Linked DNA regions of Homo sapiens: regions 2, 3, 4, 5 and 6 are each linked to region 1. A link is a contact called in ENCODE Hi-C or POLR2A ChIA-PET data. All regions are on one chromosome and are shown on one strand. The core of a region is the stretch at or near the end of the contact, and the rest is flanking DNA. Distances in the headings are between cores, read along the strand shown. Region 1 holds the start of SIL1 (SIL1 nucleotide exchange factor). Region 2 holds the start of CDC25C (cell division cycle 25C). Region 3 holds the start of KDM3B (lysine demethylase 3B). Region 4 holds the start of EGR1 (early growth response 1). Region 5 has its middle 30 kb from the start of HSPA9. Region 6 has its middle 67 kb from the start of HSPA9.

Region 1 (2,688 bases), core at 75-2,574:
AGATCACCTGAGGTCAGGAGTTCGAGACCAGCCTGATCAACATGGAGAAACCCTGTCTCTATTAAAAATAGAAAATTAGCCGGGCACGATGGCGCATGCCTGTAATCCCTGCTAATCGGGAAGGTGAGGCAGGAGAATCGCTTGAACCTGGGAGGCGGAGGTTGCTGTGAGTCGAGATGGCACCATTGCACTCCAGCCTGAGAAACAAGAGCGAAACTCCGCCTCAAAAAAAAAAAAAAAAAAAAAAAACTGTTTATAAACACATCACTTTCTTCTCTTAGCAAATATGTAAGTTTCATTCTCCTCCTGTCTACTTAGTTTGGGTTAACTTAACCCCCGCCCCATCTCTCAGATCATGTTTTTATTTAGGTTTATTGAGGTGGGAAAGCCAACTGAACTTTAAACGAAGCCAGGCATTTAAGAATATTAGAAAACTGATCTTACATATATAGGTAGTCAAATATTTTTAAAAGACATCAAATGGCATTCTAATTCCTCCGGTGCAAAGAAAGCCCCAGCCTCACACGTGTTAGCATTTCCTGATTCCTGGCTTTTCCCACTCAGAGCCCCATTCCAGGGGCTCATATGTCAAGTCATTCTCTCCTGACTTCTGAAGCAGGGATTTTCAAAGCCAGGATTCCGGGACCACCTGAATGAGAACCCCCTGGGGTACAGCTGCCCACGCACCATCTTATCGGAAATCCCAGGGAATGGAGCCCAAGGCTTATGCACAAAGCCCCTAGACGATCCGAGAGATAACACTAACCAGTCTGTAACCTCTAAAGGCAAATTTTCCAGGACAAAGAAAAACAAGCAATAAGAGAGTGACAATAATTCCACATGGGAAGAGACACACGGGTCTCGGAGATCAACACCAAACCACCCCTTCTTCGGACAGATACGGAAACTTAGGCTGGGAGAATGAAACAGGCAAGGGCACTAAAAACAGGTGCGGAGCCAAAGCCAATCTCAAATTTCCACGGCCCCATCTCCTGCCAATAAAGAGGTGAATGGAGACATTCTGAGTGGGAAAGATAAGAAAGGTAGGCCTTCGGCAGGGAGCCCCGGGCCCACTTGGACGTCCCGCTTTGGAGACACTAGTGAGGATGTGTGGGTCCCCAGAACACTGCTGGGAAGGCGCCGAGGCCGCCGGCAGGAGGAGGCCCAGGAAGCGCCCTGAGCCCCCCGCCCAGCTCCAGGGCCGGGCGGCCCTCACCGCCCCTACCTTCGGCCTCCGGCAGCCGAGTGGCAGACACAACTCCCACAATTCCAGGCGGCCGCGGCGGCGACCAGCTCCCCCTGCGCAAACGCGGCGGCGACCGTCTGAGCCGGTGAGCTGGCAGCTGTCACGCCGCTCGCGGCCTCGCCCAATCGCGGGCCGCCAGACCAGCGCGCGGCGCCCCCCGCCCCGCACCGAGGTGGGAGCCCCGCCCCTAGCCCCGCCCTCTGCAGACTCTTGCACGAGCTGCCCCCGTGCCCCTCCCCTTGGGGGGAGGGAGGGCTGAAGAGATAGCTTCACGCCTGCTTTTGCTTCCAGGCTGGAACTGCGAAGTTTCCTGTCTGATTTTCCAACAATGTAATTTCTTTCTAGCGGAAGGACCCTCAGAAAGCAATCAGAGGGGTGCGGAGTAAAAATAAATCAAGTTCTTGTGACTCAGTTTGGGACAGAAGCCGAGAGTCTCCAGCAATAAAATTTCTCGCAAATTCATGCAAAATAGGACACCTTTAAGCCACTCACTTTATATACTTGTGTAGATTTTTTACAAGGACCAGTTATTTTAAAAATAGCATCAGGTGGCCGGGCGCGGTGGCTCACACCTGTAATCCCAGCACTTTGGGAGGCCCAGGCAGGCAGATCACTTGAGGCCAGGAGTTCAAGACCAGCCTGACCAACATGGTGAAACCCCCGTCTCTACTAAATATACAAAAATTAGCCAGGCGTGGTGGCGAGCGCCTGTAATCCCAGCTACTTGGGAGGCTGAGGCAGGAGAATCGCTTGAACCCACCAGGCAGAGGTTGCAGTGAGCTAAAATCGTGCCACTACACTCCAGCCTGGGTGACAGAGTGAAACTCTGTCTCAAAATCTAATAAAATAAAATAAAGGTCACTTGCGATTCTGATTTTTTTTTAAGACAGAATCTGTGTCCCCCAGGCTGGAGTGCAGTGGCAGGATCTTGGCTTATCACAGCCTTGACCTCCCAGGCTCAAGGGATCCTCCCCCTCAGCCTCCATCCAGTAGCTGGGACCACAGGCGCGTGCCACCGTTGCCAGGCTAATTTTTTTTTTTTTTTTTTTTTTACAGACAGGGTCTCGCTATGTTGCCCAGGCTGGTGTCAACGCAGTTGTAATTCTGCTGTACCAGTGAATATCATGCTTTCTGTACCAGGTGCTGCATATATATTTTATTTACTTATAACGTCCTCTGAGCAGAATGGTCATCCCCTTTTTATAAATGGAGAAGCTGACGCTCAAAGAGGCTAAAGGAGTTATACAAAGTCATACAGTCAGGAAGTGGTAGAACTGGGAGTTAAAGCTAGATTTAAGTGTCTCCAATGTCCTGTTCTCTTTCCACTATTCCACTTTTAGACCTTCCCCTTGCCTAGACATGCTTAACCTGATGAATAAAAATGACTGCCCCCTCCTGCCCTCAGATCCCCCACATAGTGATTCCTGGTCATTCATGAGTGG
Region 2 (2,688 bases), core at 142-2,641, 870 kb before region 1:
TCGTAATGCAGCGGTTTTCAAAGACTTTTCCCAGTTATCACATCATTTGATTCTCACAAGATCCTAGTAAGATAGGAAGCGATTATTATTTCTTTGTCTTTTCTTTTCTTTTTGAGATAGAGTCTCACTCTGTTTCCCAGGCTGAAGTGCAGTGAGGCGATCTTGGCTAACTGCAGCCTCCACCTCCCGGGCTCAAGCAATCCTCCCACCTCAGCCTCCCGAGTTGCTGGGACTATAGGTGCACACCACCACACTCAGCTAACTTTTAATATTTTTTGTAGAGACGGCGTCTTGCCATGTTGCCCAGGCTGGTCTTGAACTCCTAGACTCAGGCGATCCGCCCTCCTTGGCCTCCCAAAGTGCGGAGATTACAGGCATGAGCCACCTCGCCTGGCTGAGATTATTTCTTGTCACAGAAAAGAAGGTGAGACTCAAAAGGGTTACACAGTCAAGGGCAGAGTTGAGACTTAAAGCCTGACCTTTGAGCCGGGATAATTGAAAACAAACCAACAAACAAACCCAACTGTTTGGAAATAGCAAAGGCAATACAGTGTAAAAATAAAAGTATATTTACCCAGACAAAATGCTTAGGTTTGCAGAATCACCAAGAAATTTGCCCACTGGAGTTCTAGGGACATCTGGACAGACGGTAAAGGAAGTGTCTCTCTCCAGGAGCAGGTTTAACATTTTCCTTTGATTAGACCTAAAACTGGGTCCTGAGCCAGAGCTTCCTTCCTCTCTTGTGGATGAGAAGAGTTCCGTAGACATGGTCTTCGAATTCTCACCAGGAGAAAAACAAAACCTAGCTAGGAGGAAAACGTCATCTAAATCGGTACATCACAGTTCCCTCAGCTTTCCTAAACTCCTCCACCCTTTCCAGCCAGGCGAATCAACACTGGAAGAGGGGCAACCCCGAAGGGTGATTCACAGCCTGGCTTAAGGTTAGAACCTGAATTCACCGACGAGAGGCAACCTTAGGACCTTAAAGATGGAATGAAGAGAGGATTTTGACTTGTTCCACGCCACACAGCTCGAGACTCCTGACTAGAAAGAACCCGGGTCTCGTAACTCGCGATAGTCCCCATTCGGCCCTCCCAACCTCTGTCTGTGGGGGCCCGACTGGACCCTAAGGGGGACAATGGGGTCTCCGTGATTCCGTGGCGGAGACGGCTGCGGACTTACCTCAAGCCTGGAGTCTGAGGCTTGCCTACAAGAGGAGAGAAAGTAGATAGGGATCGGACACAGGCGAAGACTTGAGCAGAATGAAAGGAAATCTAGGGGAAAGGAGGTAGTTAACTAGATTGCAGCTCTGCCTTCCGACTGGGTAGGCCAACGTCGGACTCAGAGTCTTCCCTGAGCAGAAGGCCAAAGTTACGGCCTCTGAGCAAGAATATCAACAGCCGCAGGCGTTGACCATTCAAACCTTCCGCCAGCCCAGTAACCTATCCCCGCTCGCCTCTAAGCTGCGTCAGCCAATCTCCGCGCGCGCGCCCAGGGCCTCATGGCCTATCGTTGGGCTCGCAGATCACCTGGGGGCGTGTGCTTGCTCTGGAAATGGTAAGACTTGCCCCGCCCCATAGCCAGAGCAGGATAGTGTTTGGCCCACCAGCGTTAGGCAGGCTGCGGGGTAAGCTCCGCCTCACGGGGAGCCTGGCGCATCATTGGCTCTCCCTCTCACCAATCTCCACACCCTTTCTGTTTTCCTCGTTCCCTCAGCCCCACGAACCCCGGGAGATTTAAACCGCGCCTTACTAGTGATGTCCATTCACTAGGGTAATACTAGGAGAGATTATTTTGGGTGGAGGGTGTTGTAAGCGTTTCATTTTCTTCGCTTCTTTCTCGTGCCGTTTTCGCGGACGTTTTCTTCTAAGTTTTGCTGGCCTTCCACGGGAGATGGAGCGTTTGCTGCCGGCGTGGCAAGTGTTGGGGCGAGACGGGTGTGTGTGTTTATGCTGAGAGGCATTAGCCCCTTCCAAGAGCTTTGTTTGGTGTTTCTTTTAGTGTGCAGCATCTCAGAGACTCTAGCTCACGTGGGTAAAAAGAAATTCCGTTGCAGGGAAAGTGGAGGAATTAAATCATCTTGGTATAATCCTTATCGCAATCCAGAGGACCTCAAAGATTGGTTATTAATGAAAATTTGAACATTGACGAGGTGATATTTATAAATTATTGGCCGGACGCGTTGGCCCACACCTGTAATCCCAGCACTTTGGGAGGCCGAGGCGGGCAGATTACATGAGGTCAGGGGTTCAAAACCAGCCTGGCCAACATGATGAAACCCCGTCTCTACTAAAAATACAAAATTTAGCCGGTTGTGGTGGCACACACCTGTAATCCCAGCTACTTGGGAGGCTGAGGCATGAGAACTGCTTGAACTCGGGAGACAGAGGTTGCGCCACTGCACTCCAGCCTGGGCATTAGAGTGAAACAAACAAAAAGACATTCCTAATGTTAGGGATTTGCTTTTAAATAATCCTGTGCTGGGGGAAGGTATTGATGATACAAGATTGACCCTGACTGTTGAGTGATGGGGGCAGGAGGGTCCATCATATCTGTGCTTCTCAAGGTTTAATTTGCACACTAACCACCTGAGGACCTGCTAAATGCAGATTCTGATTCGGGATGTCTGGGTTGCGGTTGCGGCCCAAGATTCTGCCCTTCTAACAAGCCCCCAGCTGATGGTGAGGT
Region 3 (2,688 bases), core at 57-2,556, 850 kb before region 1:
GGTTGGTTCTAGAATGATTTTCCTATATGTTTTATACTTTAGTAAAAGTATAAAGTCAATAGTTGGTTACCCCTCTCCCCAAGCCTTTGTTACAAGAAAAGTAGGTCAAGGGTGTAGACAAGGTTATGGACAGGAGATAGCTGGGGTAGGCACAGAAGCCTTGGAGAAAGAACCAGCTACCACTATTTCCTGTCTGTAGGGAAAATCAAAAAGTCACTTTTAGAACAACAGTCATGGGTTATTACTATACCCTTTATCTTTTGTATCCATTTTGTGTATACTCAGTCTCTGCATCCATGAGACCATGGAATGTGCTAGTCCCTGATATTGCCAGCTTTAAATGATTGAGGCAATTTCCTGTTGCTTATTGTGGGTAACAATCTAGCCAAAAATCTCAGCATCTCACTTTCTCTGCAGGCTCCTTTTCTAATCAGGAGCTATCAGTCTCCCACACCTGTATTAAATGCATTCAGATAAGAGTTACAGAATTTTCTTTGCCCCCAGCCCCACTAATTCCATGGTAAGATGGAGTGCTACTAAGAGAACCCCTTTACTGTTGGTCTATTTCCAGTTCCCCTAAGAGTTGAATGGAGAAACACGTAGACTTAATAACATTGGCAGACTAGGAAGGGGAAGAAGTTAGGTCGGTTTTAGGAAAAACACCAAGATGTTGGGGGGCACGTTGGCCTTCAGTCAGTGGAAAGAGTGGCATTATACATCCAATGGAAGTAATACATTGGCCAATTGGAAAGGAACCTAAGAAGTGCTGGCAGTATAGAATGGGATGGTGCTGTTATGGGCCATTGAGAAGGAAGACATTGTGTCTCATGGACCAATGGGGAGAACATTTCCTACAAGACAGCAGGTAGGAGCTCATATTTTCAGGATAGGAAATCAATGGGGGTATTGGAGACACTAAATAGCTCAAAACATCCACTCTCTAGGTACCTTGCCCCTCACCCCCTTACCCCGTAAATGTCTTTGGTATCCGAGGAGAGCAAGCTAAAGCCCTCTCATATATACGACTCCCTGAAGGAAGATTGAGACCAGGGATGATGCCATGGGGAAGCTGAAGGACCCGCCCACTTCCCTACCCCGGCCGGACCTGCAATTCCCCTCCAGACCGCAGGGGGCACTGCAGGCCCCGGGGAGATTGGGGCGGAGCGCTGCGAGGGGCCAGGAGCTGTCGCCCCGCTCCAGAGCGCGGGGGGCGCTGTGCGGGGCCCAGGCTGCGGCTCCGCTCCCGGCCACGGGGGGCGCTGCGCTGCGCCGGTGGTTGGTGGTGGCTGTTGGGGGGGGTGGGGGGGAACGGCGGCCGCGGGTGGTGCGGAGGGAGGCCTTGCGGGCGGATCGGGCGCTTGGCGGCGGAGGTGGTGGGAGGCGGCGGGCGGGAGCGCGGGTCAGGCCGGCCCCGGCGATGGCGGACGCGGCGGCCTCCCCGGTGGGCAAGCGGCTGCTGCTGCTGTTCGCGGACACTGCGGCCTCAGCCTCGGCCTCGGCTCCCGCGGCGGCAGCGGCGAGCGGAGATCCGGGGCCTGCGCTGCGCACTCGAGCCTGGCGGGCCGGCACGGTGCGGGCCATGAGCGGGGCGGTGCCCCAGGACCTAGCGGTGAGTGGCGGCCGAGTCGGGCACTCGAGGCCGGGGCTGCGGGGCCTGCGGGCGGCCTCCCCGGGGGCCTTTGTGAGGGGGCGGTGGGATGGGGGTGACCCATTTCCGTGCCCCCGGGTCTCCTTAGCGCCCCCCGCCGGCACCTCCGCACCCCGAGCGCTTGCCGGCATGGCTTCCGCGTCGGGGTGTGCGCCCCGGTTTCCCCCGGGGGGCGGCCAGGGCGTCCGGAGCTGCTGCTTGCAGCCAGCAGGCCCCGCCTCCTGGGCGACCCTTTTCTCGGCGTTCCCCCCAACACGCCTTCGGAGCAGGCTCTCGAATCTTGAGCTCCCGGGAGCCTCAGAGTTCGGCCAGTGTTGCCGCTGCCCTCTCGAAGACGCGGACCTGTGGTCCCCAGCCTCTCCCAGGAGACCTGCGCCCTGTTCCTTTTCTCCCAGAGCCCCAAGTGGGGCGGGAATGTGGGCAGTTATGGGAGGCACGGAGGCTGCAGTTGGAGCTGGTCGGGGCTTTTTTATCTGGCAGTTACTTCCTCATCTGAGCTGGGCTCGGCCTGGCGGTCTCCAGAAAGGCCAGCTCTCGGCACTGTCTCGAGCTCTCCTCTCCTTTCCTTAACGCTTCTGGGTGACAGGAGCTGCAGTTGTGGCTGTTTTTGTTAAGTTTGAGATCTTTCTTAGTGGCCGAACGGGGCTGCTGGGTAGTGCTTTTTGCTCCCAGCTCAGCTACTCCCCCAACCTTGGGAGAGGTTTTGTTTTGAAACTTTGTGTTTGGGCTTGGCCCTTTTTGAATGCCTTGGTGTGTTTTGTGATTAAAGTTGTTCAGTCATACAACTTAACTAGCATTCGGGATCATGATGTGTTATTCTCGTTAATGTGGCGGTAAAATATAGTGTTTGAGTTTTGGCAAGCCACTTTATTTCCTCATTTTGATAGGGGCCCTAGCTTCTCTGGTGAGATAAGGCTATGAAAAATGGTGTGTGTGCGTGTTGGGGCAGGGGGTGGTCTTTTGGAATGTAATAGATCAGCAAGCAGAAAGTAAATTTTCTTGATGAACTTGCTTTTGCAGATATAAACGGGAACGCAGTT
Region 4 (2,688 bases), core at 114-2,613, 730 kb before region 1:
AGCCCGGGCTGCAGCGCCTGCTCAGTTCGTGCTCACTGCGTCGAAGGCTCCCCCGGCCTGGCTCCGCGCCCAGCGCCGCATCCGGGAGGAGGAGCGAGGAGGCGGCGGAAGAGCCCGCGCGGCCGGAGTCCGGGGCTGGGAGTGGAGAGGGAACCTCCAGGGGGCAGCACCGAGCCGCCAAGCCGGTCCTCTCTTCGCGCCCAGCCCGGGGTCCCCAGACAGCCCATAGGGAAGCCCCTCTTTCGGATTCCCGCAGTGTGGGCCGGCCCTCCACCTGGACTGGATAAAGGGGGGAAAGTGACCCCTCACCACAAGGACCATTATCTCCTGGTGAGAACAAGAATCAGGCCTCTCTTGGGGCAATCAGCTTCCCCACTTCGGTCCCCCAAAGGTGGGCTCTTTGCCGGCGGGGACTAGGGAACAGCCTTTCGGTTCCGGGGGAGCACAGGGGACCCCAGGCACCAGCAGCCCCATCCCACCGACAGGTGGCAGAGGCAAGGCAGCTCACTGCTATACAGTGTCCCAAGAACCAAGTGGCCGTGACTTCCTATCCTCAATTTCCCAGCGACACCCGGAAAGACACCGTGCCATAGATCGAGGCCCGGGGTCAAGGCCCCGCCTCTCCTGGGCGGCCCCTGCCCAGGCGGGCCCAGCCGCTCCTCCCCCGCACTCCCGGTTCGCTCTCACGGTCCCTGAGGTGGGCGGGCGGGCCCTGGATGACAGCGATAGAACCCCGGCCCGACTCGCCCTCGCCCCCGCTCTGGGTCTGGGCTTCCCCAGCCTAGTTCACGCCTAGGAGCCGCCTGAGCAGCCGCGCGCCCAGCGCCACACGCCACGAGCCCTCCCCGCCTGGGCGTCCCCGGATCCCGCGAGCGCTCGGGCTCCCGGCTTGGAACCAGGGAGGAGGGAGGGAGCGAGGGAGCAACCAGCTGCGACCCGGAAATGCCATATAAGGAGCAGGAAGGATCCCCCGCCGGAACAACCCTTATTTGGGCAGCACCTTATTTGGAGTGGCCCGATATGGCCCGGCCGCTTCCGGCTCTGGGAGGAGGGAAGAAGGCGGAGGGAGGGGCAACGCGGGAACTCCGGAGCTGCGCGGGTCCCGGAGGCCCCGGCGGCGGCTAGAGCTCTAGGCTTCCCCGAAGCCTGGGCGCCTGGGATGCGGGCGCGGGCGCGGGCCCTAGGGTGCAGGATGGAGGTGCCGGGCGCTGTCGGATGGGGGGCTTCACGTCACTCCGGGTCCTCCCGGCCGGTCCTGCCATATTAGGGCTTCCTGCTTCCCATATATGGCCATGTACGTCACGACGGAGGCGGACCCGTGCCGTTCCAGACCCTTCAAATAGAGGCGGATCCGGGGAGTCGCGAGAGATCCCAGCGCGCAGAACTTGGGGAGCCGCCGCCGCCATCCGCCGCCGCAGCCAGCTTCCGCCGCCGCAGGACCGGCCCCTGCCCCAGCCTCCGCAGCCGCGGCGCGTCCACGCCCGCCCGCGCCCAGGGCGAGTCGGGGTCGCCGCCTGCACGCTTCTCAGTGTTCCCCGCGCCCCGCATGTAACCCGGCCAGGCCCCCGCAACTGTGTCCCCTGCAGCTCCAGCCCCGGGCTGCACCCCCCCGCCCCGACACCAGCTCTCCAGCCTGCTCGTCCAGGATGGCCGCGGCCAAGGCCGAGATGCAGCTGATGTCCCCGCTGCAGATCTCTGACCCGTTCGGATCCTTTCCTCACTCGCCCACCATGGACAACTACCCTAAGCTGGAGGAGATGATGCTGCTGAGCAACGGGGCTCCCCAGTTCCTCGGCGCCGCCGGGGCCCCAGAGGGCAGCGGCAGCAACAGCAGCAGCAGCAGCAGCGGGGGCGGTGGAGGCGGCGGGGGCGGCAGCAACAGCAGCAGCAGCAGCAGCACCTTCAACCCTCAGGCGGACACGGGCGAGCAGCCCTACGAGCACCTGACCGCAGGTAAGCAGTGGCCTACGCCGAGGGGGAACCCTTTCGCCACCATCCTGGCGTCCTGTCCTTCACCGCAGGAGTGCTCCTGGATCTTAGAATGAGAGCCGGGTTTCCCTTTCATTCCTCGCATCCCCAGAGTCATGTGTTAGAGGGATGCCAAGGAACCCCACACAGCCCACCCCCTGCCCTCATCCCTAGCGGAGCGCAGAGGACCGAGCTTTTGTTTTGGATGGAGAGCTCTGGAGCTGCGTGGGTGGGTGGAGGGGGAGGGCTTGTTTTGATGAGCGGGGCTGCGCCCCCCACCTCCAGTAAGACTTGCCTTGCCTTGCTTGCCGCCTGTCCCCAAGGAAGGACCGTGATCCTTGGCCGTGGATGTCCCGGCAGCCCGGGTTTGGGGGCGCGCACTAGCCGCGGCCATGGGGGTGCTGGCGGGAATCCCTCGCCCGCACAGCCGCCGCTGCGGAGCGCTGCGAGCTGCAGTGGAGGGGGATTCTCCGTATTTGCGTCAGCTGTTGTTGAAATGGGCTCTGCCACTGGTGCGGGTCCAGGAACATTGCAATGTGCTGCTATCAATTATTAACTACCTCGGGAGTCAATGGTAGCCGGCCCGGTCTCTTGCCTGGCAGCTCGGGTCGTCCTCGTCCTCCAGTGATTGCTTTCCAGTAACCAGGCCTCCCGCTTCTCTCTCTCCTGCCAGAGTCTTTTCCTGACATCTCTCTGAACAACGAGAAGGTGCTGGTGGAG
Region 5 (2,688 bases), core at 109-2,608, 590 kb before region 1:
ATGAGGACATGACATGAGCTTCTCATTCACACAGTAAGAGTCAATAAGCACCTGGTGGAAGCCACTGGCTCGAAACATCCACGGGCCTGATGCTACTCCGATATAGGGAGGGTAAGCAGGGGCAGCCAGAAAATGGGGTTGTGAGCATGGGGAGAGAGTGAGGGGCAGACTCGTGATGAGGTGCTGGCTGTGACTCTTCAGGCCTCGATCTCAGATTCTGGCTCCTCTTTTTACGCATCTTGTCCGCCTTCATTCCCACTGCCAACCATTTGGCCCTGCGTTCTACTCCTAATTCTCCAGAGAGAATTTGACGCCCTCCCCTCACCAGGTTGCCCTGGTTCAGAGCTTGAACTCTCATTATAGGGTACATGGTTTGCATAGGATATAAACAGTAGCTCAAATTTTTGAGGGACTCCTATGCGCCAGGTACAGTGCTAGGTACATATCTCACTAATATAACCCTCCAAACAACCCTACTGCAGTAGCTTCTAATATTTTCCCTATTGTGTAGATAAGCAAACTGAGAGGCTAGATAACCATCAAGTGGTAGAGCTAGGATTTGAATCCAGGCCCACTGGCTTCAGAGCCAGAGCTTGTAAGCAGCTTCCTTACTGCTTCCGAGGTAGGACTGTGAGTGAAGCTGTACCTCTAAGCAAGTGAGTGCTCTCTTAGGAGCTGTGAATGGGTATGGTATGAAAAGGGCTCTGTTGCCATTTCAGGTTGATAAACACTGAGGGAAGGGGTACATGGCTCCTTGACATGTTCCAGTAGAGAAACTTTCTCCCTTTGTTGACTCTGGAGTTTCTTTCCCAACATTACCTAAGCAGAGAACTCATTTTTATTTTTTGCAACATGCCTACTAATCTACAATGGACTACAGGACTGCTGGTTTGGGAAATGCTCTCCTAGACTTACCCTCCACCCCACACCACTCAGCACCAGGGCAGCTAGGACTTCTGCAGAGCACCAAGTGTTTGGTGGCCAGTCAGCTCAGATGGCAACCACAGGCTGGTAATTAACCAGGGTCAGGCAGCAGCTGCCGTCCCCGGGCTGATGAAGAAGCCATCCAATAGAGTTGGGTGGTTTATTTCTTGCTTTCATTTCCCTCTGTCACTGCTCTTGTCTAGACCCTTTACAGATCAAGTCTGCACTGTCACAACAGTTTCCTGACAAGTGTCCCTGCCAGCTGGTTCTTCCCTCCAGTCCACCCTACACACCTGGCCAGATCTGTCTTCCTAACATGAGGCTTGGAGCTTGCCACTCTCCTGTCCCAAATGCATCAATTCAGCTTTCAGGACTGTCTTGGTTCCTTTTTCCCCCTGCACACCCTATACTGTGGATGCAGCTGAATCATTTCAGGCCCCTCTGTGCTCTGCACATTCTGCTTCCTCTGGCCAGTGCTTGAAGAGCTCCTTCCTGCCTCAGGAAGGGAGGGAGTTTCTTTCCCAACATTATCTAAGCAAAGAACTCCTTTTTATTTTTTGCAACATTCCCACTAATCTACAATGGACTACAGGACTGCTGGTTTGGGAAATGCTCTCCTGTCACAGTCCTGTGTTCTCACTCAGTCACTTACCTATTCAATAAGCATTTATTTTGTGCCTATGTGCCAGGTCCTGGGCTAGAATAATACACACTCCTTAACCTAAAGAAACTAATAAAAACAGATACATCTACAATGGAGTGATGTGTATTATGATAGAGTGATACTCAGGGTTTCGCAGGCAGGGACACTATCTCTGCCTAGGTCACAAAAGGCAAGTCAGGGCAGGCTTCCTGGAGAAGGGGATGTTGAAGCTTAAAGGACGAAATGGTGTTAGGCATTTGAAGGCATATGGTATGCCAGGAACTGTCCAAAGATGTGTTGGGTACCTGGATCTTTGCAATAGGCTAAGCAGGCAGGTTCTCCCCAACCTCTCTGTCCTCAGGGAGAATCTCAGGCTAATTCTGCTGACCTGCAGAAGCCAGGTGAGGGGACAACACTTGTTGTCATCAGGAGGTGGGGTCTAGGGGCTGAAAGGTGGAAAGGGGGACAATGCCTCACATGCTCCCTGCATCCTGTGGTTCAGGGACCAATCCTCCTCCTCCCCAACTCCCAAGTCTCCTCTAAGAGATACAGACATTCAAGCAGTTTGGTTGCCAGGGGCAACCCTAGAAGGCAGCTTTATTCCAAAGGCAGGCACTGAAGCCCCTACCCGGGGGCCTCATAGCCTGGCTCTGATAGACAAGGGGTAGGTGGTTCAATTCGGCCAGTCCCCTTTGGGAGGTGACAGGACAGAGTCTGAGTAGCGCATGTGGAAGATAACCCTTCCAGCCACTCAGCAGGGCCCTGAGAAAAGAAAGGTGACCCACAAAACAGTAGATGGCATTTTAATCCACACGAATACTTAATATGAGTAACATAACCTTGTTTTTTCTGAGACGCAGCCTAATTTATTTCAGGCCTCAGGCTTAGTAACTAACCGCTGACAACCTGCAGGTCTGGTGCATGTGTGTGTAGGTCTGCAGTGTTAATGAGACTGTAGAGGTGGTGAATTTCTCTTGTTCACAATTTTCCTGCTCTGTTGAGGCTGTCCACCAGTAAGTTGCTCCTTTTCCTGAGCTAGGACTTGTGATCTGGGAATATGAAGACTACCTAGAAGGCAGAGGGTACAGGCTCCTCTTGAGAGAGCATGCCTGGTGCAAATG
Region 6 (2,688 bases), core at 55-2,554, 560 kb before region 1:
GATTTTGCAGCTGTCAGTGGCAGTGATGAAAGAGGTGGAGGTGAGGGGAGGAGGGGGTGCTGTTTGATGGAGCAGTGCTGTCGGGGGAAGAGGACTAGCTCCCCTTCCTTCCATTCCCCCATTCTCTCAGCTCAGCACTTCCTGGAGGTAGCATTCTGGGAGGGAGCTGCTTTGAAAGCACAAAGAACTAGTGCTGGAAGGCTGAGGGGTGGGGAGGTGTGAGGAGGAGAAGATAAGTATTCAGGAGGGGGCAGACTGCCCCTCAAGCCCCACACACAGCCAGGCCTTCTCCACAGCCTAAGTATGTGATGTGTGTGTGTATGTGTGTGTGTCCACGCCTACATGTAGTGCGAGCATGGACTTGCAGCTATGAAGTGTTGACAGGGAGAGTGACTAGGGACAATGCAGAAGCTGTTCTCCACCGGGCAGATGGCTCCTCTCAGGTACTTGCTCGGGTCTTCCTCTCTCCACTCCTTCAGTTCTCTCTCCACTCCTTCTCCTTGTTTTGTCTTTCTCCTCCTCAGTTTCTCAGCATCCCCTTTGCTTTCCCCCTCCCTCTCTTCTAGCTGTCATTCAGATGCAGCAAGATGGATTTAAATCAGACTGAAGATCCAATGTGGACTCTATATGGCAAATAAATAAATTAATTAATTTAAAAAAATCAGACTAACGAATAAACTGGGAAAGGGCAGCTGCAGATGGTCCAGGAGAGAGAATCCTGTAGGTTATGGAATGTTAGAACTAAACACCAGAGGAGTCTGCGGGTCTCTTCTGCACCTGTACACAGGAAGCTGGAGGTCCTTTGGGAAACATGTCTCATTGGCTCTGGGGGCAGTTGCTGGGGAGAAGCAGCATCTCCCCTCTTGTGCTTCCCATGGCTGGCTGATCCCCCGACAACACACTCATAGCCCTGAGATAATTGACTGTCTCAGCCCTTTCTTTCTTAGGCTCAGAGGAAGAGCCTGGTCTTTCTACACAGACCATGACTTTTCTCATGAAGCTGGGGACATCTGCAGGCTGGATGGCCTCCAGAGCTCTAGGCATGTGCCCAGAGGCCAGGCTGCCAGGCCCAGGTATGACAGCCTAGGCGTCCTCTCAGGTCGACTGCGCTTTAGACATTCTCCTCCTTGGTCCCTGATCCCCCTTGAGGAAGTCCAGCTCTGATTCAGGCTGTGGCAGTATCGGGGGGCAGCCTAAAGTGAGGACCCTTCTGGTAGGGCCTGCTCCTGCAGCGGCTGTCTTTGGGCATTGTGATTAGAATCTACTTTAATCATTCTTTCTCCCCGCCCCCCACACTGGTTTCAGCCAAACCAGACAGAAGGGGGCGCTCCTGAGTCATCCGAGAAGAGGATTCTGGGCTGATGCCTTAGCCCTGGCTCAGGGAACATCGGAAATTTTGTCTGTTCATCCATCAATCTGAAGGTGACTGGTGCGGTCACCTCGTTCTCTTTCTTCCTTTGCTTTCTTTCTTAAGAGATAGCGTCGGCCTTTCTTAAGAGATAGGGGGTGGTGGCTCACGCCTGTAATCTCAGCACTTTGGGAGGCCAAGGCGGGTGGATCACTGGAGGTCAGGATTTCCAGACCAGCCTGGCCAACGTGGCGAAACCCCGTCTCTACTAAAAGTACAAAATTAGCCAGGCATGATGGCAGGCACCTATAATCCCAGCTACTTGGGATGCTGAGGCTGGATAATCGCTTGAACCTGGCGGGCGGAGGGTGCAGTGAGCTGAGATCACGCCACTTCACTCCAGCCTGGGCGAAAGAGTGAAACTCCATCCCCCCACACCATAAAAAAAAAAGGGATAGTGTCTCACTATGTCATCCAAGCTTGCAGTGGCACGATTATGGCTCACTGCAGCCTCAAACTCCTGGGCTCAAGCCATCCTCTCACCTTAGCCTCCCTAATAACTAGGATTACAAATACGCACCATTACACCTGGTTAATTTTTACATTTTTATTTGTAGAGGTGGGGTCTATGTTGCTTAAGTGGTCTCGAGCTCCTGGTCTTGAGCAATCCTCCTGCCTCAGCCTCCCAAAGTGCTGGGATTACAGGCGTAAGTCACGGCACCCAGCCCCACTCACCTGCAGACTGACAGATGGACAATTTTTTTCTAGCAGGACCAGACAGAGACTTGGAGGAAACACTTTTATGACTTGTCCAGAGACTCCCTGGGCTGGAAGGAATCTGGCCTCTGCCTCTGGGAGATCAGCAAGTGGGGCAAGTCTTTGTCTGGGGCCACGGCCAAGGCTGGCTGGGTCCTAGGCTGGGGACAGTGTAACCCCTGACCATTTGCCAGCCCCCAGTAGCTCACCCTGGTCTGACTGTCTTGGCAGAGCTGAATGTCCCAATTTTCTTCAGAACTTTTTCCCAGGTTAATCTGTGTTGCTATTGCCCATGACCTGCTCACCACCTTCTTCATCATGAAAAAAAAAATGGCTTTCTCTCTTTCTCCCAGATCTCACAGTCCTCTGTGACTCTTCCTGGCCCCATCAGATGGGGATGGGCTGAGCCTAGAGTACTGAGCTGGTCGGCAGGGTGCAGCACATTCCTTACCTGGAGCTGACACTGTTAGGACTTTCTTCCCAGTTGTCTTCTTCGGGCTTCCTCCTCCCCACCCTGTCACCCCAAAGCCTCCCACACTTGGGAGTTTCTCCTTCCAGTAACAGGGCCTGCATGAGCACTGGCT

The links. A loop is a pair of places that touch in the nucleus more often than their neighbours do. ChIA-PET counts read pairs that join two places held with the same protein, here RNA polymerase II (POLR2A). Pooled maps may share reads with other maps.
Region 2: a loop to region 1 is called in a map of naive thymus-derived CD4-positive, alpha-beta T cell, with 7 times the contacts of the local background. The contact joins the promoter of CDC25C here to the promoter of SIL1 in region 1. A Hi-C loop is called at or near these places in 1 of 168 maps with a recorded cell type or tissue (naive thymus-derived CD4-positive, alpha-beta T cell), 1 of 37 single-sample maps with no recorded cell type and 10 of 50 pooled maps. POLR2A ChIA-PET finds 5 or more read pairs at or near these places in 2 of 52 experiments (CD4-positive, alpha-beta T cell and activated CD4-positive, alpha-beta T cell).
Region 3: a loop to region 1 is called in a map of CD4-positive, alpha-beta T cell, with 4 times the contacts of the local background. The contact joins the promoter of KDM3B here to the promoter of SIL1 in region 1. A Hi-C loop is called at or near these places in 1 of 168 maps with a recorded cell type or tissue (CD4-positive, alpha-beta T cell) and 7 of 50 pooled maps. POLR2A ChIA-PET finds 5 or more read pairs at or near these places in 1 of 52 experiments (activated B cell).
Region 4: a pooled map shows a loop between it and region 1 (18-fold over the local background). The contact joins the promoter of EGR1 here to the promoter of SIL1 in region 1. A Hi-C loop is called at or near these places in 2 of 37 single-sample maps with no recorded cell type and 13 of 50 pooled maps. POLR2A ChIA-PET finds 5 or more read pairs at or near these places in 1 of 52 experiments (naive thymus-derived CD4-positive, alpha-beta T cell).
Region 5: a loop to region 1 is called in a map with no recorded cell type, with 2.8 times the contacts of the local background. The contact joins the enhancer-like site here to the promoter of SIL1 in region 1. A Hi-C loop is called at or near these places in 1 of 37 single-sample maps with no recorded cell type and 2 of 50 pooled maps. POLR2A ChIA-PET finds 5 or more read pairs at or near these places in 3 of 52 experiments (H1, WTC11 and endothelial cell of umbilical vein).
Region 6: a map of naive thymus-derived CD4-positive, alpha-beta T cell shows a loop between it and region 1 (2.0-fold over the local background). The contact joins the enhancer-like site here to the promoter of SIL1 in region 1. A Hi-C loop is called at or near these places in 3 of 168 maps with a recorded cell type or tissue (CD4-positive, alpha-beta memory T cell and naive thymus-derived CD4-positive, alpha-beta T cell), 1 of 37 single-sample maps with no recorded cell type and 12 of 50 pooled maps. POLR2A ChIA-PET finds 5 or more read pairs at or near these places in 6 of 52 experiments (HEK293T, MCF 10A, PC-9 and 3 more).

The regions. Positions count from the first base shown.
Region 1 is chr5:139,197,044-139,199,731 of GRCh38, forward strand. It overlaps SIL1 (SIL1 nucleotide exchange factor), which reads right to left and starts at 1,325. Exons shown (of 10, transcript NM_022464.5): 1 at 1,226-1,325. RefSeq lists a silencer at 1,001-1,530.
Region 2 is chr5:138,330,413-138,333,100 of GRCh38, forward strand. It overlaps CDC25C (cell division cycle 25C), which reads right to left and starts at 1,392. Exons shown (of 14, transcript NM_001790.5): 1 at 1,183-1,392; 2 at 575-806. The coding sequence starts at 768. It overlaps LOC100128966 (a long non-coding RNA gene), which reads left to right and starts at 1,693. Exons shown (of 4, transcript NR_146628.1): 1 at 1,693-1,773. RefSeq lists enhancers at 550-1,503, 1,215-1,344, 1,355-1,404 and a silencer at 1,455-1,714.
Region 3 is chr5:138,351,379-138,354,066 of GRCh38, forward strand. It overlaps KDM3B (lysine demethylase 3B), which reads left to right and starts at 1,307. Exons shown (of 24, transcript NM_016604.4): 1 at 1,307-1,609. The coding sequence starts at 1,418. RefSeq lists silencers at 1,007-1,086, 1,107-1,346, 1,427-1,896 and an enhancer at 2,147-2,246.
Region 4 is chr5:138,464,116-138,466,803 of GRCh38, forward strand. EGR1 (early growth response 1) reads left to right here and starts at 1,364. Exons shown (of 2, transcript NM_001964.3): 1 at 1,364-1,953; 2 at 2,642-2,688. The coding sequence starts at 1,647. RefSeq lists silencers at 1-237, 558-957, 968-1,317, 1,408-1,617 and enhancers at 150-1,349, 422-1,262, 1,263-2,102.
Region 5 is chr5:138,604,398-138,607,085 of GRCh38, forward strand. No RefSeq gene overlaps it. Among named protein-coding and RNA genes, the nearest start is that of HSPA9, 30 kb to the left of the region's middle. Within about 2 kb of position 1,359, at least 2 of the 41 ENCODE cell types and tissues checked have a DNase peak (open chromatin) inside an H3K27ac peak, as active enhancers do.
Region 6 is chr5:138,640,692-138,643,379 of GRCh38, forward strand. No RefSeq gene overlaps it. Among named protein-coding and RNA genes, the nearest start is that of HSPA9, 67 kb to the left of the region's middle. RefSeq lists enhancers at 557-1,110, 1,111-1,664, 1,234-1,313, 1,324-1,403. Within about 2 kb of position 1,305, at least 3 of the 41 ENCODE cell types and tissues checked have a DNase peak (open chromatin) inside an H3K27ac peak, as active enhancers do.